Regions from separate parts of the Mus musculus genome. Here region 2 is linked to region 1. Evidence: chromatin loops called from intact Hi-C (ENCODE). Cell type or tissue: left cerebral cortex. All regions are shown on one strand. Links, peaks and the distances in the headings refer to the core of each region. The heading gives the core; the rest is flanking DNA. Region 1 has its middle 6.4 kb from the start of Gm30991. Region 2 has its middle 22 kb from the start of Gm31096.

Evidence for each region. Peaks named below come from ENCODE experiments on the same cell type or tissue, not always from the same donor. Only the 100,000 strongest peaks of a DNase experiment are listed, where the experiment ranks them.
Region 2: a loop joins it to region 1, with 9 times the contacts of the local background. A loop is called at or near these places in 4 of 42 quality-filtered maps.

Annotation. Positions count from the first base shown.
Region 1 is chr3:85,036,684-85,048,747 of GRCm38, reverse strand. No RefSeq gene overlaps it. Among named protein-coding and RNA genes, the nearest start is that of Gm30991, 6.4 kb to the left of the region's middle. In left cerebral cortex, for the core only: no CTCF peak of the experiment used is centred there; DNase peaks (open chromatin) are centred at 4,223 and 4,764; H3K27ac peaks cover 2,211 bases.
Region 2 is chr3:85,138,276-85,150,339 of GRCm38, reverse strand. No RefSeq gene overlaps it. Among named protein-coding and RNA genes, the nearest start is that of Gm31096, 22 kb to the right of the region's middle. In left cerebral cortex, for the core only: no CTCF peak of the experiment used is centred there; DNase peaks (open chromatin) are centred at 5,720 and 6,697; H3K27ac peaks cover 2,430 bases.

The DNA of each region.
Region 1 (12,064 bases), core at 3,585-6,084:
AGCTGCCATTGGTTCAGAAAGGTCATAGGAACCAGGACTCAGCTTGGTCGAGGGATGCACTAGGGAGCATGTGTTCCAGGTGAGCAGTACTTGGCGGCACCACTTTATGTTGTTTCCTGTTATGTCATCCATGCCTACCCGCCCCCATGAGTGACACTGCTAGAAACTCTCCTGGACCCCTACTTCTCCCATTGTGTCTCTTATTTCTAGTACCAGAAAACCCTGTTTACCTCTTTCCAAGACATATTAAATTCTATCAGATACATAAAATCTGATAGAGTTTGTCACCAACAAGCTATCATAAAAGGAACTTTAAAAGATATACTTTGGAGACTGATAACATAGCTCAATTGGTAGAGTGCTTGACTCACATGCACAACACCCTGGGTTTCATCCCCAGCACGAAATAAAACAGGTGTGGCAGTTCACAGCTATAGTCCCAGCTTGTGGGAAGTAGATGCAGGAGGTCAGAAATGTAAGGTCTTTCCTGGTTACCGTTTGAGCCCAGGTTGGACTCTGTTATGGATTGAATGAGAATAGCTCCTATGGGCTAATATATCTGAATATTTGACTCCTGGTTGGTAGACTATTTAATTCTTATTAGGATGTTGGCCTTATTAGAGGAGATGTGCCCTTGAGGGTGGGATTGAGATTTCAAAAGACCATACCAGGCCCACTCTCCTCTACCTCTCTGTCTTTCTGTCTCCTGTCTGCAGTTGATGACGTAAGCTCTCAGCTACAGCTCTAGTGCGCAATACCTTCCTGCCCACAGCCCTGCTTCCCACCATGACAGCTGTATACTAACACTCTGAAACTGTAAGCAAGCCCCAAGTTAGATGTTTCCTTCTGCCACTTGCTTTGGTCATGGTGTCTCTTCACAGCAATAGAACAGTAACTAAGACAGACCTTTTCCCAAAAATTTAAATTAAAAAAAATGTAAAGGATATACTTTGGGGAGGAAGAGAGAATTGTCCCAGAAAGAAAAGTTAATATGATAAAGAAACAAACAACAGCATCAAAAAGAATGAAGTTCTAGGGATAAATTTGATCAAGGAAATGAAGGCCTTTACACTGAAGACTATAAAACATTAATGAGATCAACTGAAGGCATAAACAGGAAGCTATTGCAGATGCTGAGACTGAAAGAAGTAATGCTGTGGTCCCTATCAAAATCCCAATGAAGTTCTGCAAGATAGAAAAAAACAAACAAACAAACAAACAAACAAACAAAAAAAAAAAACAAGCCAAAACCACAAAAGAACTCACGTGAAAGGAGCCCTGGTAGTTGGAAGTGACAGCATGCAGAAAAAGGAAAGCTGAAGGTATCACGATTCTTGGCTTCAAAATATATTACAAAGCTATAGTAATCAAAATTATATGCGACTATCAAAGAAAAATGGACCAGTGGAACCAACTAGAAATTCCAGAAGCAAACAGTTCATACACAGTCAACTAGCTTTCAATAAAGTCACCAAAAATTACAGAGGTAGAGAGCTCTAGTGATTTCATCTGATATATAGCTGTTCTTCATCAGGGTGATATCCACTGTGGCAACTGTATGGACCTGCCTCAAAATTTGTAAAGCATGATTGCCATGGAATCCAGCAACCCCACTACTAAGTGCACGCTGAAAGGAGAGTTGCTGTCTCCCAGGTCCACTCCAGGATTATTCGGTCAATGAACAATCTTACAAAGGATGAATATAGTACAAGCAGAGCTATATTGGCCTGTGTTGTGGGACAAGTGGAATTGTATCACCAGACAAAAACTGGGAAGGTTGAGTGGATTCAGAAACCCCAGTGAATCCTCATAACTGAGAATGGTAGGCGTTTCAACTACTCCTGAGCCAGTCCTGTCCTAGAGCATGTGACCACAACACCCCACATGGGGATCTTGACAGCTAGATAGCATAGAACACAGAGTTCTCCATGCTAATTAAATATCTAGATGGGCCCTGAGGGTTTATCCAATAAGCCTCCCTTCTCAGACATTCCTTCCTGCAAAAGGTATTTGACCTCTGGTCCACTCTGAGTAAGTCGAATTACCCATTTTCCACAATGAACAATGAATAAACAGTTTGGACAAGCAAAGACTATCTCTGTCATCAAGAACTGCCATAGAGGGAAGCCTTCATCATACAGACCCGAGCTGCCTAAGTCTCCATCATACAGAAACTAAGCTGCAGAAGGCTCCTCTGCCCTCTGGACTCAGACACTCAGTTGAGCTAAGCTGGAATCCGTGTGGTTTGGGAACCCCTGCCTCCTCGGCCTCAGCCTGCTCTGCCATCCTTTCTCCCCCGCCTCCCCGGGCTGGGGCCCCCATCTTAGGCTATACTCCACTACTTCTCACCCCCATGGCAATGGTGGTGAGGACAGAATGTACCCCAGCACTGGTTTAGTCTGCCCAAGAGCTTTTCATACACCCAGCAGAGAGGCAGAAAGCAGAACCACACTATGAGTGAGCTTTTATGCCAGGAACACAGCCATTTTCACTACTGCTGTTCTGGAATGGCTGCTTCCAGCCTCCCCCACCCCCACCCCCAGTGAATGGTAGAAAGTTATTCATCCTTGAAAAAGAGGAATGCAAGGGCTGAGGAGGTGTTTCTGTGACTGAAATGATTGCCGTGCAAGCATGACATGAACTCCGATCCCCATAGCTCACTCAGAGCCTGGTGCAGCAGTCAGACACTTATGGACTCTCCATGCTGCTTTGTCAAGATGGCATGTGGAAACAAAAGGATGCTGGAGCCCACAGGCCAGCTACCCTGGCCTGTACAACACAAACAGTAAAAGACCCTGTCAAACAAGGAGCAAGGTAAGGCAAAGCCAACACCTGAGTGGACACCCTCGTTCTACAAACACATATACATTAAGATTGTGTGGGTGTGTATGTGTGTGTGTGTATGTGTGTATATGAAATCCTTGCAACTTGTGAAAATATGAACGAGACTGAAGGGCATAATAACGTTGTGTGATAAAAGCCAGTCTCCACAATACAAACATTACCTGCTTCACACCCATGCAGCGTCTAAAACAATTGAACTCACAGGAACTCATAGAGAAGAGTAGTTATAAGCGCTCTGGAGCTGGGACCCATAAAGCTGTTGGTCACAGGGCACACATTTGTAACCCTCCTGCCTGGTGTTTCTGCCATTGTATTTTAAAACTGTCTTTATGGCCTTCACATTCTCTTACCGTGAACCCTTCATCAGATGCTTACTTGCCATGATAGACCATGGAATTTGAAGTAATCTAAATTGTCTTCCTGGGTCACGGTGCCTCATATTTAGCTTCAGAATAAACTGTCTCTTTGAGTTGGGAATTGTGTTTTTGAATCAACAAACACATCTATATGCCAGGCAACGTGTTAGGTGAGCAGACTGTAAAACCAAACAAACTCTGCATGGACTCCATCCAAGAGGCCATAGCTCCTCTATCGGGGAGCTGATGTTTAAATAATGTTAATATTTAACATGAATGGTAATGTTAATTATTATGATTGTTAGTTTATAATAATCATGACGCATTTCACTGACTGGGGGGAAATAACTTGGATCTTGTATAAACTCGTAAAGAAGCATCAAATATATAAACCAAATCTGGCAGAATTACAAGGGAGGATTGACAACTTGTTTTGTTTTCTTCAGAGTAGTAGAAGGCTTGACATGTTTATGTGAAACTTATACATCAAAGAGATTAAAACTTACAAAGGACACAGAGAATCTGACAGTGCAATGACACCTTGGTATTTTTGCTTCTGTTTTTAGACAGGGCGTCTCTATGTATCCCAGGCTGGCCTGGAACTCACTGTGTACCCCAGATTCCTACCCAAATCTCAAGCATCCCAAGTGCTGAAATTACAGTGTGTGCCCAATTTCCCATTGATCATTGTCAGAGGTGCAGCAACTGTCACCCATGCATAAAGATAGCAGTACAGGAGTCCTTCAAATCAAAGCAGGGAACAGCATCAGTGATGTTTTCTTGTCTTCTTGGAATTTTGCCTCAAATTGGATTTTCTTGTCTCTCTTTTTATGGGAAAGGTTCCTACCACATTCTGTCCACTGGAAAGTGAGATACTGCATAGGGCCAAAAAGATACATATATTTCTAACAGCTATACCAAATAATTTAGAGGAACAAAAATTTCCCTGGAGCCAATTCTAAACAGCACTATAAAACCAAGAGCCTCCAGAATGTCCCCAATGTCCCCAGATTCACAGTGACAGAACCCTATGGTACAATGCAAACTGGCAGGAAGCAGAGTGTGGAGAGCTAAGGAAAGCATGTTCTCTTTGTTGGTGGTGATATCACACACACACACACACACACACACACACAGAGAGAGAGAGAGAGAGAGAGAGAGAGAGAGAGAGAGAGAGAGAGAGAGAGAGAGAGAGAGAACCAAAGGGGTGGGAGTCAGGTCATTCCAGATAGGCTCTGTCTTTAGTACCTGACTGCCCCCAGTCAGCAGTTGGTTTCAGGTAAGTTACATTCTATGTTTCTCACCCCCAGGCTGTCTAACTCCCCCAACCCTGTTTCTTTGCAAAGAAAACTGCTAGTTATTTCTCACTTGCAGGGTTGAGTTTTGAGGACATGGATCAGTAGGTGGATTTTAAATCGGATCTACATCCTGGCACTTCTTTATCCTGAAATATAACAGTTGCTGTCCTTTATTTATTGGACTTCCTGACTATGTAAGACATTTTAATTACAGTGCCATCATAGACTATGTTAGATATGGCTCTTCTTCTGGTTAAAAATAGTGTGTGCAATGCGGCTGGCTTCAGAGATGCTGCATCTGGGCAGATGACACTGTCAGGGGGATGTGAACCAGGGAAAAGAAATACATCTGCTGATCATTGCAACCCACTGTATAACCCTTATAGCTGCACTGCTCAAGTCAAGACAGTAGAGGTGAGTCACACGGTCTCCCTGAGGCTTCGGAAAATGAGCGTGTTTAACCAAGGATTCGCACATAAGGCTGTGCGCCATGCAGAGGCTTCTGCAAACACCTGAATTGCGAAGAAGCTTGAGACTGCAGAAAGCATGAGTTTGAGCAGAAGTCTGGCCTCGGCTTGTTCCAGGAACTGCCTCTCCCCAAAACTGTCCTGTTATTCCTTCACTGCCATTGGTTGGGCTCAGTTCCTAGAGAAACTTATTAGATGACCAACCTTAAAACACTAGCAATTTCCAGAATCTGGAGAGTTCGTGTTCTGCCCATATGTGTGTCTCTTTATAGGCGTGCTTTAGGGCACATTCAAGATGCTTGGATCATGTTCAAACCTGATTGATAAAGCTCTGAAGAGAAAACACTATCTGTCTTTTTCCTTTTGAGATTAAATTAAGAGTGGCCTTTAAAATACCTGCTTTACAGACCAGCACTACCAACTTTGTATTTTCCCTTTTCAATAGTGGATTGCCTTTAGCTAGTCTCTAGTATTAATTCAGATATAAAACCTCTACCCTGGAAGACACCAGGAGGACTACTCTTTAAAACAGCATCCATGACAGATTTCTTTCTAGATTAGGCAAAAAAAAAAAAAAAAAAAAAAAAAGAAAGAAAAAAAAAAGAAAAAAATACTAAATGTTTACTATAAAAATATTGTTGAAAACAGAAAATTAGGAACAATAAATATGCCACCCACAGTCTTTCGATTTCTGTCTTCTTATCTGGGCATTAACAATTAAGATTAAATCATATGTATGCATTTGTGCATATGAAACAGCCTAAAATTTTTCATTGTGTATGGTAGCCATTTTCATACTATTAAATATTGCCTGGTATGCACCTTTTCATAGCTGTATACTACTGCATCACATGAATGCACATTAATGTTTAGGGCAGACCCTAAGTACATGTTAGTCTGCTATAAACGCCCACCATGATGAGCTCCCTCTCCACAAACCCAATAGCAACAGGACCAACCCACAATGGATGAATGAAATGTCTTAAATTATCCATTAGTATAAATCACCAAATTATAATTGCCTTTGTATGAAGAACCAACTTTGCATTCTTGTCTATGTGTATTAATTATTTAATATCCCACTGAGTTCAGTTTTCCAGAACTTCATTTTATTTACAGTGTCTACATCTGTGGATGGGCTGTTCCTAAAGCCCACAGGGAATGCTGCACACAAAATGACTGAGTTCCACATCAAGGAGAGAGCCGACTCAGGGAAGGCGATCTAATCCAATGGCCTTAGATCCTACAGGGAAGCAGTCTCAGTACCACGTGTATTAATACCGTGATTGACGCAGGTCCTCTGAAGAATGCAAAACCAAAGTTATCCGATTGGCATTGGGATTAGGACAACTGTTCCATTATTGTATGTAAACTCCTGCTATAAATAACCTGACAGTATCCATCTGCATGGGATGCAGGGAAGGAGGAAACATGCAAAGTGAAGACCAAAATAGACCTGGGATCCATCTGGTGTACTCTTTCCATGGAGCCCCAAACAGATGGTCCAAATTCCCAAGATATACCTGCCTAATGCCATGGGGGGGGGCAGTATAGAGGGGCTGGGGCAGGATTCCTTTCAGCAAGTGGCCAGTCCAAAGAGAAAAAAAGGAAAAGAAGGAAAGAAAAGAAAATCCAGTCACTAGTTTCTTGAACATCTGACATGTTCCAGACACTGTTCTGGAACCCAAGAATCCAATCATAAAGATGAAAGACAAGTTCATGATCTAGAGGAAGCTATTAATTTCCCTTCCCATTTTGCCAGTTTTTCTTCCTCCCTGACCTCCTAGCTTTTCTCTGACCCCTAGTCACATTGCTCAGACAGAGTGGCCTGCCTTTCCCTGTATTGGGACTTGAGTCAATGTCCTCAAAGGCCCAGTTATTGAAAGTCTGGCCATGTCATTACTGATGTGAGATTTTAGCCTTGACTGTGGTGGTGTCATATTGGATGGAGAACAAGTCTGGTGGTGTGGGACAGTTGCCAGTACTTGCTCATGGATTGTGCCACCTTTGAAACCTGTCGAAGAGTGTGACCCTAGTAGATACTACAGAGTTTTAAGCACTATAGTGACGTGGTCTGTCCTGAACGAAACTTTATACTTGAACACAGACACTGCAAGTGGACGTTAGCGCACATGCTCTGTGGTGTGCAGAAGCCCGGCTGGAGGCTAGCTGGTCAGGACAGCGAGGGTCAGTGGAGCAGCTGTCTGACGGTGGGTTCTGATACGCTAGAGTTACAGACTGAAACATGGGGCAGTCAGCATCAGCAGCCTTAAGGTGGTTGTGACCTTCCTGTGCTTGGGAATCTTAGTGGTTTCCTTTCCTTGTCATGGGTAGTGTGGGAGCCCCGGAGTGAGTGAGGAAGCTAAAACTTGGGGTGAAAGGAAAGCCCCACAGCTTATGTCCTGGTGTCTCCCCATCCGAAGGGCCGAGTCACTCTGGGTACCATGCTCAGGTCTCATGTTTGTGTTTTTAGGAAAAAAAAAATCCTGCTAATAAATAGGGGATCCTTTGCAAAACAAAGAAAAAGAAAAAAGAAAAGAAAGTAGCTGAACTAGTATGGGAGACATCCAGCAGGAGGAAGTTATGTCACTGGGGGTGTGTCCTTGAAGGTCATGTTGGACCCAATTGAGAAGAAGTTAAGTTTTGGGGGGTTCCTTGAGGGGCATGTTGAAGCCCAGGTCCTGCCTCTTTCCTTCTTAGCTTTACTCTACCATGTGGCCCTCACCACAAGGCCCAAAGCAAGTGATCCAACCAGCAGGGAACAGAAACCCCTGAAACCCTGAGCTGAAATAAACTCTTCTTATAAGTTAGTAGGTTCAGACTGTGTGTCACTGACACAAAGCCTTCCTTATAAGTTAGTAGGTTCAGACTGTGTGTCACTGACACAAAGCCTTCCTTATAAGTTAGTAGGTTCAGACTGTGTGTCACTGACACAAAGCCTTCCTGACACACACTTCTTTTTCTAGGCCAGTCTACAACCTGACTGGTCAAATTTCACTAGTCTGCAGGTGTCTTCAGCTTGGTTCTTCATCCATTACACTTACTGGTCAATTTTAGAAGTCACAGCTATGACCTTTTCATCTCTGAACCCCCTGAGCACCTCCAGGGTCCTCAAACCATGTGCAGTGCTCAGCAGCAGCCAGTGAAAGATTTCAGCCTCTCGGAAGAGGCCCATCGTGTCTGGAACACTCTAGAAATTGGCATTGTTTTCTCTCCCAAATCCCTTCCCAGAAGGTTAGAAAATCTAATAAAACGCTCTTTGGGAGGTCTAGGCAAGGATAGAATGTGTCACCTCAGGTGTTAGGTGGGCACTGCAGTATCCAGGCAGTGCATTAAACTCACAAGGGCTCTTTCCTTCTCGTGACTCTCGTTGGCAGGTATGGAGATGTATAAAGACAGACAGATGGAAATATAGAGAAGAGCTAGAAGATAGAGATGGATGGATGATAGAGGAAGTGAAAACTGGCAGGGAACACCATGCATTATGGTGAAGAGATGAAGGATGAGAAAGCAAGACTGATTGTAGCTCAAAGAACCAACGCATGAAGTGATGCCCAGAGGGGGAGGCTTCAGGGGATTCGGCCATTAGCACTCTCCTTAGGTGTTGGCAGGGTTGAAAGGGTTTTGGTTTTGTTCTTGTTTCTTTAATTATTAATTTTATAAACACTTAAAACTTAAAAGAATTGTATTACATTTGTTTATTTATTCTGTATGTTTGTATGTATGCCTGGATGCCACAGTGGATATGTATGGGTCAGAGGGAAACTTGGCTAGAATCACTCTCCCTCCTTCCACCATGGTGGTTCAAGAAATCCAAAGGAGGTCATCAGGCATGGGGGCAAATGTCTTCACCCACTGAGCCATCTCCAAGCCTTTTATTTATTTATTTTTTTAAAAAGCAGGGATTCCTCACTTTTGGTGCTTGTGACAAGAGAGGCTAACGAAGGGTGCATGGTCCATACGTGCTTTTGACTAAGGCAAATGTAGACATATTCCCACATGCACAGAGATTTGAGTCACAGATACAGCAGACAGGTGGCATGGGTCATGCATTTCCACTGAGTTCCAGCTCTGGGTGTGTCTTAAGCATATGCAACAACAACAGTAATGTATTGTAGATGTGTAGGATTCCTGCTGAAATCAAGCAAGTCAGCGCCTTATGGCAGCTGGAAACCTGCGGTTCTCGGAAGAAAGGTTTGGAGAACCGAGACTTGAAAGGCGGAGACGTGCCTATGTTCTGCCCTGCAGGTGCTGTAGTTTTCCAAAGGACACTGGAGTGAAGAAGAAGCCACCACCTGCCCTGTGAGCAGGTAAACAAAGAGAAGACAGAGCAAAGACCTGGTCCAGCATCTCTGGGCTGCATGGCCAGTGTGACTCATGAAGAAACAAGACTGGTAACGGAGAACAAATCTGACTCTGAGTGTGGTCCTAATCCAACACTGCTGTCAGTGCCAAGGATAAAAATCAAAAAGAAAAGTTACCTGCTTCCCAAACTGCAAGAAATAGCTAGTTGTTTGTCTTCTTGTAAAAATGCCAGATATGGGATTGGCTTTTCTGTTTTCACTTTCCATGAAATTCATCTCCAGATATTCAGTGCTGTATAGGGTAGGCTAAAGAGATAGGAAAGTGTGGACTAACAACTGTACTCAACATCCCTCTGGTAATGTTTGCTCCAAAAAAACTCTAGCCAGTCTCTGGATCCATGGAAAGTTCTTCCTTTAGCGGTTGAGTCTCCCTTAATTCCATCTTCCCTGTCCATGGGATTAATAGGCACCATGTGTTGGTATCCAAAGAATAAGGCACCAAATGAGAGATGGGCACAAAACAAGTATTAAATGTGATCCAGTGGCGACATGTACAGAAGACATCAGACTCCATTTCCATCCACACCCTCATGAAAGTGATTTGAATGGCCTTATTGTGGAGCATCACCACAAGTGTCAGTCCCGCTATTTCACCTCAAGATTAACAAGGCTTTCTGAAAGTTGCCTGCACTCACCTGTCAAAATGACAGCTATGGTGGGAAGTCTGTGATGTCAGACCCGGGTCCCTCAGCTCTGCAAAGACTGAAGTCCCGTGTCAGGTCTAAATATATCCTTAAAGAAAATGGCTCAGCTCTTTCTTTGGCAAGGAGCTGTTGGCTGGCTTCTTAATCCACATAGGGGTGTGTATAGATCATAGCGATGCAGTCTTTTCTCACTCTGAGACGAGCCTGCCAGCCGTGTGATTCTGTGAACACAAGCATGAAGGAAGGATCTGATCTATGGCCTGTGGTCTGTTCCACATGACTGTTTGAGTGACTGTCCCGGGAGCTTCAGCGGCTGGGTCTCTGTGGAGAATATAGAGCCAGATGAGGCAGATAGGAATGTGTGGTTTTCCATCAGTTCTCAGCTGATGCAGGTAGCTCCTGCCCATGGAACATATGTCTTATGAGGATAGCAAACGCAGACCCGGAGCTAAGTGTATTCCTTACAGTGTCTCATTCCTCACGAGGTCGTCCAAGGAGGTAGGTGCTTCTATTTCCATTTGTGTAGATGGGAGAAACCTAACCCTGGGTGGGGAAGGGGTGACTACATGCCTTGGTCAAAGTTACCCAGAGAGTAGATGTGATTGCAAGGATCTAAGCCTGGCATTCCAGATCCTATTTTTCCTATTATGTCCTCTGCACAGTCCCAGCCACACCAGGCTTCTGAAGCTTTCGTTGGTGAGAAGGAGCAACCTACTGATATGTAGGTTGGGACTAGCACACAAGGATGGCTGGAGGACAGCAAACAGGAAAGGTATCAGCCAGTGGTAGCCTATGCTGATCTCAGTTCAGCTCTCTCCTGCATCCAAGTCCAGATCCAAACCCAGGAGAGTCATAGTTCTCTGTGAACAAGAGATCATCAAGTCTCTATAACAAGGTCTGCCCCAGATAAACACAATGAAAACAGAAGTCCCCCAAGTGTGGGGAAAGGAGTGTGTGGGAATAAGATAGGAGGGTGTCAGCTTCCTCAAGAGAGGTGGAGGGAAGCAATCCTCCCTCGACACCTCTCTTCCTCCTAGACCTTGGACACCCTCATTAGACTCTTGTTCTGCCAAGTTGGGCTTTCACCTCCTGGTGTCATCCACCATTTTAAGCTGGAGTCTTTTTGAAGCAAAAATAGCAAAGGGGGAAATTATCTTCCTGGCCTGGCTTAAAAATATCACTGAAACTGCAGTCAGTGTGAACATCTATGGTTCCATGTCCTGTGAGAAACTCAGGAGGGTTGCCTGATAAGACTTCATAGTAATCAAAGGGACCTTTCTAATGGGTTTAAATGTCACACAGGCTGGAATTCGCGATTGCAGCTTAAGATGTATGCACCAGCCTCAAGGACAAAGCAAGGTGGCATGGTGGCCATATTTATATAGGGAGTTGAATGGAGATAGGGAGTTGAATGGAGATAGAGTTTGAGGTGAGGGAATGCCACTGGACCTCGCAGAGCGAGCAAATTATGGGCTCACTGATTTGTTTCAGTTGAAAGTGAGATATTGCAACATTGTAAAAATGGGCATCTTGCCAAAAGCAATCTACAGATTCAATGCAATCCCCATCAAAATTCCAACTCAATTCTTCAACGAATTAGAAAGGGCAATCGGCAGATTCATCTGGAATAACAAAAAACCGAGGATAGCAAAAACTCTTCTCAAGGATAAAAGAACCTCTGGTGGAATCACCATGCCGGACCTAAAACTGTACTACAGAGCAATTGTGATCAAAACTGCATGGTACTGGTATAGTGACAGACAAGTAGACCAATGGAACAGAATTGAAGACCCAGAGATGAATCCACACACTTATGGTCACTTGATCTTTGACAAGGGAGCTATAACCATCCAGTGGAAAAAAGACAGCATTTTCAACAAATGGTGCTGGCACAACTGGCGGTTATCATGTAGAAGAATGCGAATTGGTCCATTTCTATCTCCTTGTACTAAGGTCAAATCTAAGTGGATCAAGGAACTCCACATAAAACCAGAGACACTGAAACTTATAGAGGAGAAAGTAGGGAAAAGCCTCGAAGATATTTGTACAGGGGAAAAATTCCTGAATAGAACAGCAATGGCGTGTGCTGTA
Region 2 (12,064 bases), core at 5,228-7,727, 100 kb before region 1:
TTCCTTTTCTCTTTCCCCAGATTAGAAATAGCAACGGCAAGGCCTTTCATTAATGAACTTCCGAGTCCCACACACTCTCAGTTCTAATGCCTATTAACCAAGTCCTTATATTTAACTCTCTGCATTACAATAATTCGAGTGATTTCTGATTGACATATCCAGTCATTGCACTGCTCCATAGAAAGATCTTTTTTTTTAATGTGTTACAACAGTCAACTTTGTGGAAGCAAAAGGTCCCAACCCCATCTTGCAAAAAGACCCTGGGACAGCACTCAGAACTGCCCAGACTCATTCGCTGATGAACACTTAGAGTCAGAAGGGGAGCTAGGCAGTGTTTAATCGATGTAGACACATATCTGACACCTAGGACTGGACAGGCAAGCTGTCCATGCTTGTTACTAACTCTGAGTCTCTGTTCATTTTGAATCCCTTCCAGAGTGGCAAGAAGTATCATCCCCCACTCCAGAGTTAAGCTGCCGCCACGCTGGAAGATTTAACTTCAGGCTTCTTTAAATATTAAAAACAAAAGTCTGGGATGACAGTTCTAGGTTCAGCTTCTCTCTTTCCTAGTAATCAATCACCCGGTATTTATGGAGCTCAGGTAGTTGCCACCCCAAAAAGCACTTCACTCACAAATGAATGTGGAAGGTCGCTTCTAGATGGACATTCGCTTCCCTTTATGGCCCTACAGGGTCTCTGCAATCGCTCAGTAGGCACTTTCCATAATCCCCATTGTGTCGAGCTATTTTTATCTTTCCTGTCTGGCTCCAAATGTGACATACTGTCCCACTGTTAAAATCCTGTTCCTGCATAGGCATGATTGCTTATTTGGTAGCTTTTTTTAAAAAAGAAAGTTTCCCTACCTCAAAACAAAATCAAAATGGTCTCATCATTAAACACTTTATACCAAAATGCCCAGAGTTGTTCAGTACATGGAGGACATATAAAACCTTCCCAAGAAGGTTGTGTCCAACATGTCCTCACAACCGAGACACACTGAAACACCCTGAGTCCCCAGCTCTGGCCACAGTTAGCCAGCTCTGTGCAGGAACACAGTAAAAGTAAACACAGGAAAAGTGAAGAGAGGCATTTCAGATGGCCTGATGAGAAATTAATCATGAGGAGAGAAGTGCTTGCCAAGTCGTGATAACTAATGATAATAATAGTGTTATTAAGTTCAGCTCAAAATCTCCCATCTTTATTAGCACAGTTATGAGCTAAATTGTGCCCTCCCACAAATTCACATGGGAAAGTCCTAATACCAGGACCTCAGAGTGTGACTATACTTAATTGAGTTAAAATGAGGTCAGTGGGCTGTATCCTAATCTAATTTGATTGCTGTCCTTATAAGAAGAGGTGATTAGGACAAACAGACAGAGGCAAGGCAGATACTGGTACATAGGCACTATACGAAGACATGGAAGAAATGGCAGCCTGCAACACGTAGAGGGGTATCAGACGAGAGTAGCCTCATCTTAGTCTGCTTGCCCTGCAAATGATGAGAAGATAAACTTCTGTTCTTTGAACCACATGGTCAGTAGTACTTTGCTGTGGCAACTTATGGGTTCTCAAAATACTTCCTAACATGGGCTGTACTTAGTCACAGCTCTTTGTGTCTCTAGGGAGTATACTGCCTTTGCCTAGCTGCCTCAACTCAACCCTGAATAAGTGGTCTCTAGACTAGTCCTCTCCCTCTGGAAGGATGAGGTGTCTGTGTGGTAAGACAGAAAAACAGTTCTGCGCCAGATATTCTCAATGAGCAATGAACTCTTAATTGCCCTTCATTAATATGGAAGAGCCCAGGCAGGAGATATAAGGCCATATAGATTCCAAACTCCGACACCATCCTTGTCGGCTTGCTCACAGCCCCGCCTTATCCGCCCCTACTGCTTTTCTCAGGGCAAGATCCTAAGAGTGTTAGGGATCCGTCTATTGCTGCTATCTATTCCTAAAACCTCCCAGCCTGGGAAAACCCAAACTTCTGTTTGATAGAAGCATTCTAAAGTTTATATATGCTCCTTATGGGCCAAAGGGAACTTCTCTCCTTGACTTATTTTTAAACTGCAAATGTTAAATTAGCATTTTGTAAGACAGCTCTGACACACAAAAGAGTTGATGTAGTCTTACACAAGTCTGTTTTAAAGAGAGGAAAATGTGTTTTCCTCAGCAAGCCACTAAAAAAAAAAAAAAAAAAGTGATCTTGAAATCTCAGTGCCGAGAGCATCCTTATAGAACATCCAGTCTAATGTTTGTCTTTGTTTTGTCTCCATTTTAAGCATCAGATCCAGGTTTCAAAAAGCAACCCTTTTGTGATGTTTGAGTAGGCAAGAGATGGAAGCTGAGCCTCTTTGAAGTGGGCAGGCAGGCCTTGAACTGCTCTCCTGGGCTCCTCCAGGAGGCCTGGGGCTCCAACGAAATCTAGAATGAAAACCACCCGCCCTCCCCAGTTGTTTACTTCCCAGATTTATCTGACAAACTGCCACGGTGAAGGTTGAGCATTTCCTAATGATATGGCCAAATCTCCTGCTCTGTGACCCATAAACTCTGTGTGTGTCAGCAAGCGGGTCATGCTAACCTCCTTTCTCTGGCTGACTCGTTGGGCTTCAGCACAGCTTCTCGCTTAACCAGCTCTCAGTGTACGATGCCGGGAACACCTGCATCAGCGTAAGCGTAAGTTATGCTAAGCAAATTCCAGGATTTTAAGTCAGACCCATGGATCAGGACAAAAGTTCTAGAGCTAAGGTTATTGGCTTTGCCAAATATCCATATATTTTGAGTTGCTCACGAGTCTCGGTGTGCTTTGGGAAGATTTCCTACGAAGTCTGGTGCAACCGAGTCAAGTACAATAGGCTGGGGAATGGTTCCTTTGTCTGTTTTGTTAAGGGTGTGTGTGAGGGGGTGCATGTTCACGCACTCTCTGACATAAAGGTGGCTCAAGGCTCAAACTTCTGGAAAACTGTCCTATCAAGCCCCACCATACACTCACCCTATCACATCCTAGACAGGAATCTCTCACAGAAGCATCCTAATAAATGCCAAAGTGGCCCGGGTGGCTCTCCTAGGAGGCTTTATGGAGAGAAGCAAGAGACAGATATGAGCAACCAAACTCCAGGTTTGTAAATATGGTTTTGCTAGAAACAAATGTGAGCTTTCTTTTTAATTTCTAACCTGGCTTGGCTTTGCAGCTCCTTGGACTCACTGCCATACTCTTTGAGCACATACCCTTGGAAGTTGGTATTGTATCTGTATCTGTATTTACTGCTTTACAAAGCAGTAAAGACACACAAAAATGGTACTGTGTACAACAATAGTTGTCTCTTAAGATAGATCATCCAAATTTGAAACAGATACAATACCAACTTCCAAGGGTATGTGCTCAAAGAGTATGGCAGTGAGTCCAAGGAGCTGCAAAGCCAAGCCAGGTTAGAAATAAAAAGAAAGCTCACATTTTACACTGAGAAGTTTCTGGATCAATCTGTGCCCAAACCAGATGTTTTGACTGGTAATTATTATGATGATAATTCATTTACTAGAAACAAAATGGGGCATGACTGTTTACTGATGCCTGCCTCCCCAGACATACAGAGAAGTAAGAAGAAAAATCTCAAAGGTTTTACTTGTGGCTAAAAGGAATAATTTTCACAATTAACCAGAAATAGGCATAGCAGTAAAATGGTTTGCCTTTACATTCCACACTAGTTGTAAACAGGGCTCCCTGCATCTCCTTGCATAGAAACATCAAGGTGTAGATAGCTGCCAGGGACCTGAAAATGCCTTCAGTTTGGGTTTCCATCTGAAAAAACAACAACAAAACAAAAACAAACAAACAAACAAACAAACAAAAAAACCACTGTTCTCAGAAATCCCTCAGGCTGTCAGTGTGGCATGAGACTTCTGGGTGCTATTCTTGTCTTCTGTCTTTCATGAGGAGCCCTTTCCAAGACTAAGAGATTATGGTGAAATGAAAGATACTTTCAGAAACTTACGTGGAGGCTTTACTGGAACAGAAGGGAACAGAGAGTTCATATCTCAGAGGACATATATAGCATGGCTGAAGCTCTTAATATGGCTAAGAATTGGCACTGATTGGTAAACATTGTGTTTGCAGCAAGTCACACCAACCAACACAAGGGGAGTCTTCAACCATTGCTGACTTGGGTTAATAGAGCCCAATGGATGGGGTGGGGCACACTTACCTGTGACACCCTCACACACACCCCAGAAAATCTATTTGTACCTAGATTTGTGACAAATATACACAAACTTAGCAAATATTATATAACATACGCCACACTGTACAGCTTAAGTCACAGCTGTATTTCTTCAACAGCAAAGCTGAAACTGTATTTTTTCATTTTAAACTTCGCTCTTTAGAAAGAGAAACTATGAGGTCTGTCAAATCAAAACCTTTATATTGTCTTAAAAAATGTTTTCTCCACTGATACCTCTTTGGACCTCCCTCATTGTCTGCCGTCTCTGCCCTTCCTTCGGGGTGGACATGCCTTTCCTGGGAGTTCCCCCGGAGTTGGAGTCTCAGCATTCCATCCGACAGGACGTTTGAATTCAGGACCAAGGACAGTGGTTCCTGCTCTCAGCTGCTCTTCCTTCAGACACATGACCTGCTCCAACAGGAGACATACAGACCCTATCCTTCCTTCAAAAACAGTAGCTCAGATGAACTTGCAGGAAGGGCTGCTTTCCGAGTGATGGTCTTCCTTCATTGTGTTTAACCAGAAAAGAACACATCCAAAGCCAGGGTCGGGGCCAGTAAAAGGGGGAGTTAATTCTACAGATGCAACAGCAGATCTGGGAAACAGGTTCTTGAGGACCTTTGTCAGAGTCTCACAGCCACGGTGACAGCCCACTGAGCGTGTCTCTAAAATCAGCTCATCAAGGCAATAAAGACCAACAACACAGCCCATCTGGACACATCTGGGCCAAGTGATGTCTCAGCAGTGGGCATCCAACTCTAGGTCGTCCTCAATGCTAGGAAACCTCTTTTTTTCACGTTCTGGAGCAACATGGGAGCACAGGCATCTCCTGGAATAATGTGCTCTTGTGAGATAGAACAGAAGCTAGAGAGGATATAAATACCCTGCAATTCTCTTAAATGCCCTTATTTATAGAAGTGAAAGTTGGAAACCAGGATTCTTGCTGCAATACGAAGAAAGTAGAAACTAAATAAAAATGAACATTTAGCATGTTATGGAAGGGTCAGAGCTCTCTTAGAAGGTGCTCTTTGCAACCACAAAGAAAGGAACTGTGTTCCAGTTTACTCCCCCACCTTCTCACACATGTGCACACATGTGCACACATGCACACACATGCCTGTATTCTTCAGCATCCTGAGGTCAAAGGAAAACAATAAGAGATTGCAACCGCTAGGTCACAACAGTTCCCTAGATTTATCTTCTTTATTTTATAGTGTTGGGGGGTTTCATGCACGTGCGTGTGTGTGTACAGGTACAGTGCACATGTATGCACTGGGAGGAGGGGTAAAGTTTGACCTCAAGAATCCTTCTTCAGGTCTTATCTATCTTTATTTTTTTTTTTTGAGCCAGGGTCTCTCACTGGCTGGGACCTCAATATATAGGGTAGACTCTTTGGCCAGCAAACTTAGGGATCTATCCATCTCTGTCTTCCCCAAGCTGAAACTAAAAATGTATGCTTCTATACTGCCTTCAGAGGTGGAGGAGGGGTGTCAGCATGTCCTCATTCTTAAGAAGCAAGAATTTCACAGTCCAAGCTCCTGCCCCCGTTTTCTCTGTTTAAGATGAAATGAGAACTGGATCTCAAGGGAATCTAGGATCTGCACCAAACCTGCCAGGGCTCAGGGACCGAGGTTCACGTTCCAGGTCTAGACAGGGTAATACAAAACCAAATAGAAAATGGTCATGCCTCAGCAGTACATGGAAGAGATTCCATACAGAAGGAACATGGTGACCTGGCCCTGTGACCCAGATAGGAATCTGCCCTAGCTTCCACATAACTGCTAAAGGCAGCCATTTGCCTCTTGGCTGGCCTCAGTGAACTCTATCTTCTTTTTCTTTCAACCAGGTTTCCCTGAGCACTTCATATGTTTAGCACCCAGGTCGTGCACTAAGAATGCAGGCAAATAAGAAGGGAGGCAGACCAGGACAACTGCATGTCACCATGTTTTGATTGTTACTTTAATAAAGAAAATAAAGAGGCTGCAAGATAGCTCAGTGAGTAAAGCCACTCGCAGGGTCTGATGATCAGAGTTTGAGCCCCAGAACCCACATAAAGTTGGAAGGATAGAGCCAACTCTATAAAGTTGACCTCTGACCTTCATAATATACTTATGGTATGAGTGCATATGGACCCAGAATCAACATGCTCCGAGCTAGATCAGGGACAGAAGCAATGGCCTTTGTCCAGACTGAGCCTCATCTATTTCTACACTCAGAAGGTCTGCCTGCTCTTATCAAGCCCACCATACTGAAGGGAGTCAGATTTTGAGCAGCATGCTGTCTGCATGAAGGGACAGCCAAGTAAGCAGGGCTGCTATGCATTGCCCGGGCCCATGATGCACAATAGCCCTTGGATTTCAGTATCGTCATAGAAAGCTGTGTTCTTGTGCCTAATAGATTCTGACCACCCCGACAGAAGAAGACCCTGTCATTCCCTTGGATTTGCTTGGAGTGATTTCTCTCAGGCTGCAAAAGGAACCCTAGGAACCGTCTCCTAGGGATGGATTGAATCAAAGCCCAATCATACTTACTTTTCCCTTCCAAAAGAAGATGTCCCCCTTGGGTCGCTTAAGGCACGATTCCCGTGCTTATTTACAGAGAGAATGTTCTGTTTCAGATAGCCAGGCGTTTTCTCTCCGAGTTGCAAAGCTGATTTCAGCCACCCAAGAAGTGTTATGAATATACAAACAATATATAAAGCTTAAAGAGCAGGCAAGGCGGTACCACACACCTCCCAACAAAGCTGGCTGTGTTGCAGAGGGGAGAGATGTGATCTTGCTCTCGGATAAAGCCCTCTTCTGCCATTTCACGAGACCTATTTCCCTAAGAACTCTCCAAAATTCCCTGTGTGGCATCACCTCTCACCTCTGACCTCAGAAGTCAGCAATACCCCTTAGTATAAAGACAGAAATTCTTTTCAGCCGTGCTGGCTAAATCCTAGGAGATTCTGGGTTGGGTGAGACCTCCTTCCAATCCCAGAGGGAATTGAATGAAGTCCTGTAGAAAAAAATTAAAATCCTGGACGGTCTCTATGGGGGCTGAAATGAACCATCCTATTCCCCAGCACCTCTCTGACGGTGAGGGTTAATTTATCACACGAAATCCAATCACTTCTTATAAAAGCAGTGCAGGTTTCATTTAGTTTGATGAGGTATATTGCAAGATTTCAGAAAATCAATTTTACTGAGAGCCATATTAAGCCCCAGGGAATATAACACTACATGTACCTCACATAAGTTTTTGTTATTACTCAGAGGATCACTGGGGAAATTATATACTTAGCCTGACGAAAGGTAATGGCTACCTTCATTGTCTTGGGTAACTCCTACCCTGCTTACCTCTGTGAAGTAACAAATAAAAATGGTTGGCCTACCTGAGCTTCCCAGAGCCTGGGGCATGATAACCACTGTGAGCAAGAGCGACTTGATTCTCCACAGAACTTAACTGCTCATAGTATGGGGCTTTACGAAGCAATGCTAAAAACAATGAGTAAGGAATAAGGAACGTAGACTGCATCTATTTTAACCCAAGCCCCGAGTTCTCTAGCTTGCACTCTCAGCAAAGCTCCTGAAAAGGGGTCCATGGTGGGCTCAAAATTGCTATCAACCAATATTCCAGGTTAATATTTCCACAGGCACACCTTTCATAGTCAGGAACTTTTCCACTGTGGCTAAGAACATTCCTAGCTATGCTCATCTGGTCTCTTGGAGACTTTTGTATCCAAGGCAATAAACCAAGCCATCTCTTTATGGGCACCCCAACTTGAAGCTAGTGGCAGGGACTGAATACTTGAGCCAACGTTTGTGATAGCTTCTTTCTCCAAAGGCCACTTCAAGCTAATAGAGGATGTAGAGTGGCTGTCGTAGGAGGGGTGGTGCTCTGGTGCCCCAGTTCTACAGAATCGGCAAGTACCAGGGCTGTGCCTATTTATCCTTGCCCTTGGACTATGTCGTCCAAGACGATAACATCTATCCATGTATAGCCATTGATTTGGCAATGGCTTAAAATCAGAAATCCAGCCCCATGGATACTCTAGTGATACAGGGTGAGTAGCCACTGTGTGGGACAGATATGAACATTCTCACCACCACACAGTGTTCTATTTGACATAGCTGTGTGACAATTCAGGTTGCCATCCTGTTCTAGGAACCTGGGAGCCATCACACAGGCGTGCTAGTCTGGTTCAGGTTGGAGTTATTTACCATTGATTCAGTGAAACATTTTCTAGCTCCTTCATCACTAGCATGAATGGAGGCCAGATATGACCTCTTTATGGTCTTTAGGTCAGGGTCGTTCTCTCCCATCCCACCAGAGACAGCCATGGGGAAAACTGAAAACTGGCTTTGGAAAGTAAATGAAGATGAAAAATATAAGCTTCGGGATAAAGTTCATAGTTTGGAAACTACAAAGGAGGTTTTCATCAACTGGACAGATACCCTATGCCAAGGGCCAGCCCCACTGTTATGGACTGGATTATGTCCCTCAATGTGTATGTTAGCTTTTTTTGGTACTGTAACAAATACCTGTGACAAATAAAATTATAAAGCAAAAAGGGAATTAGGAATATAATGATTAGGTAGGGCATGTGCTTGACATGCTCAAAGTACAGGATTCCAATATAACACACACATATTCATTCTCTCTCTCTCTCTCTCTCTCTCACACACACACACACATACACACACACACAGAGAGAGAGAGAGAGAGAGAAGAGGGAGGGAGAGGGAGAGATTTACTCAGGTTTACAATCTTGAAACTTTCTGGCTATGGTCAGTTGGTTTTTAGGCTTAGTGAAATTAGCATATAATGAGGAAGACTTTGGTAAAGTAAGGTGCTTGTCTCCTAGCCATGGAGAGAGAGAGAGAGAGAGAGAGAGAGAGAGAGAGATCATTATATCAACTAATGGATTTTCACCATTGTTAAATAATATCAAGTAAAAGGTCCTTTGGGGGACATTTCAGATCCAAATACAAAATCCTATATTAGGTCCTAATTCCCAGAACTTTGAATGTGACTATATTTGAAGTTTTTTTTTTTTTTTTAAGAAGTAACCAAGTAAACCAAGGTCATCTAGGTAAGCCACAGCCCCAAGTGACCACTGTGGCCATAAGAGGAGAGTGGGACACAGGGACACACACCAAGGGATGGCCATGAGAAGAGACAAGAGAAGCAACTAGAACACCCCACTAGCCAAAGAGAGAGGCCCTGGAGGAGTCCAGCCCTGCTGACCCCGAGATCCTGGCGTTCCAGCCTTCAGAACTAGGCTGCAATACATCCCCATCACGTGAGTCCCCAGACAGGGACACTTTCCCAGGGACCCAATATGTTTGCACCACGAGTTCTTCACAGTGTGGATTCTTCAAGGAACAAAACAGAGACCTGTGAGACTCGAGCTGTCAAGATCTCTTCAAATGCAGCGGGAGAGTTGTTTAGTTTACATTGCCCATCAACACAATTCCTACCTCAAGCATAACAAAGCAGCTGTTGCCGTGCAGAACTATTGTTCTATGCCTTTGCCTGCAGGGAAATTTGGGCTTTGAAGCAGCTCAAGGAGCCAGTAGGGCAAAAGAACGTCAGAAAGTGACAGACAAATTACCCATGAGGAAGGACAGAACATTTCAGAAAACTGTTTAAAAAATCATTCTGCCTCCATGGATACTATGCGGTGACATCTATTACCAGTTGGGGACATCAACTTTAAATTAGATCCGTTTGTTTGTTTACACATGCCGAGTAGAACTACATACAAACATAATTCACCAATTTAGCAGCTTGTATGTATAGTTGGCTCCCTTGGGGGTATTTAACAAAAATTAATTAATACTACATGCAGCCTCCCGTATATGTGGTATGACATGTGAAAGCCCAGAGAATGTGTGAGCTCTGTGTGTGTGTGTGTGTGTGTGTGTGTGTGTGTGTGTACATGCATTTGTTGCTAAGAATCAAACCTAGGGTCCCATGCACGCTACATAAGCACTTTTCCACTGAACTGCATCTCCAGTCCTCTTTTGATAATTACATTTATTTATTCATTCATTTATTCACTTTATGTGTGTCTGTGTATGTGCATACACACACACACAAACACACACACGCACACACACACACACTCAGTCCATGGTACAAGTGTAAAGGGCCGAAGATATCTTGAAAGAATTAGTTCTTACTTCTTCCATGTGGTTCTAAGGAATTGAACTTAGGTCATCAGGCTTGGCAGCCAGGACCTTAACCCACGATGCCATCTCGCCATACCCATTCCCAGACCTTTTAACATTTAATTTTTGAAACAAGTTCTTATCCAGTTGTTCAAACGGCTTTTGAATTTGTGATTCTCCCATCTCAGCCTTCCAAGAAGCTGAGATCATAGGCATATGACACTAGGCCCAGCTATGATGCAAACTTTAAAACAAAATTATGTCCTTATCATAGTATTTTCTGTTTGATAAGTTTCGTGAGAAGCTACTTTGTATTCTTACACATGATATTTAGGCAAGAGAGGAGATGAATATTGTCTATGTAGTTATACCTATGTTTTTAAATCTGTAATAGGATTTTCAACCTTAATCTCCCCCCCCCCCCATTTCTTCTGACAGTTTGGTGGTCTTGTGTTCCTGAATCCATAGAAAGATACAGAGGCAGAGGTGAGGACGGCGGGGCCATGTACCTCTGTTATATTACCTGCAGTCCGTCCCCCCTGGCTAGCTCATCCTGAGTCAAAATAACATGTTGTTCACAAAGCTTGCCCACCATAACACCTGGCGATCACAGAAGCACATGTATGTACATGGCATAGCTCCCATGTTCTAGACCTCTACCGAAAACTGCTGACAGAACAGTGCATGTCTCCCATCTGTGACTCTATTTAATTGACTTGTCAGGCTATGGGGTAACAGCAGGTTGTACTCAGCATTGATGCCCTTCCAATAATACAAGGATGGCCAGCCACTTCAGCACCTCCTTACCCCAGTAGAGCTGTTTGATACCATAGAGTGAAAAGGCTGACTCCATCAGATATCTGTCCTTGCGCACATATATGCTAGCATGTGGACTCAAGTTCTGTTCCACACGATTTGCACTCCCTACACTCATCTCCACTGACTGTGCAGAGACTTAGCATGCCTGTGACTCTGAGGAAAGATGTCCTACTTTGCTCCTGTCCTCTGCATAGTGGAAAAAGCCACTCACCAAGGGAATCTGGGCAGGTGCTTTCTTGGAAGCTCTAAATAACCCAGCTGATTATGAGTTGTTCAATCACTCAGAGAGGAGTCCCAGGGGACACGCATAAGCAACATCATCAGCTCAGAAGAGGGACACTGTGCTGGACATCAATCGTTAAGCTAGACTTTCCACAATTTTGTTTTGTGTTTCCTGCATCATTGGGCAGTGAGAAAAAAAAAAGATACTGAATATTCTCCCCTAAAGGCTCCTGTAGAAAGCAGCAAGAAACTGTCAGGACAGATAAGGCAAAGGTTATTGGTTTCTTTAAGGTCTAGTGGCTGATTTCCCTTAGGGCCCCTGCTGTGGACAGTGGGGGTCTGCCTAGAAGTCAGGCATGTGTTAATTTGCATGATTGTGTTAACTAAGCATCCGCCACTCCATCCCAGCCCCAGTATAACCTAAATTAATTCAACAGGAGCAGGTGGCTTCATTTGTACATTATTCACATTTGCTAATAAACAAGCAATTTGGGTTGTAGAGAGAATTTCCTCTTGGGGACAGAGGCCAAAAATGTTTGCTCAGGCTTTGACCAAGGGAATTCCATGCTAAGTGTGTGACCCTCATCAGAGTCCTGCATTACTTTTTACACTGAGCTGGTGTGTGTGGTTGGGGCTCATTTCAAGTTCCTCTACATG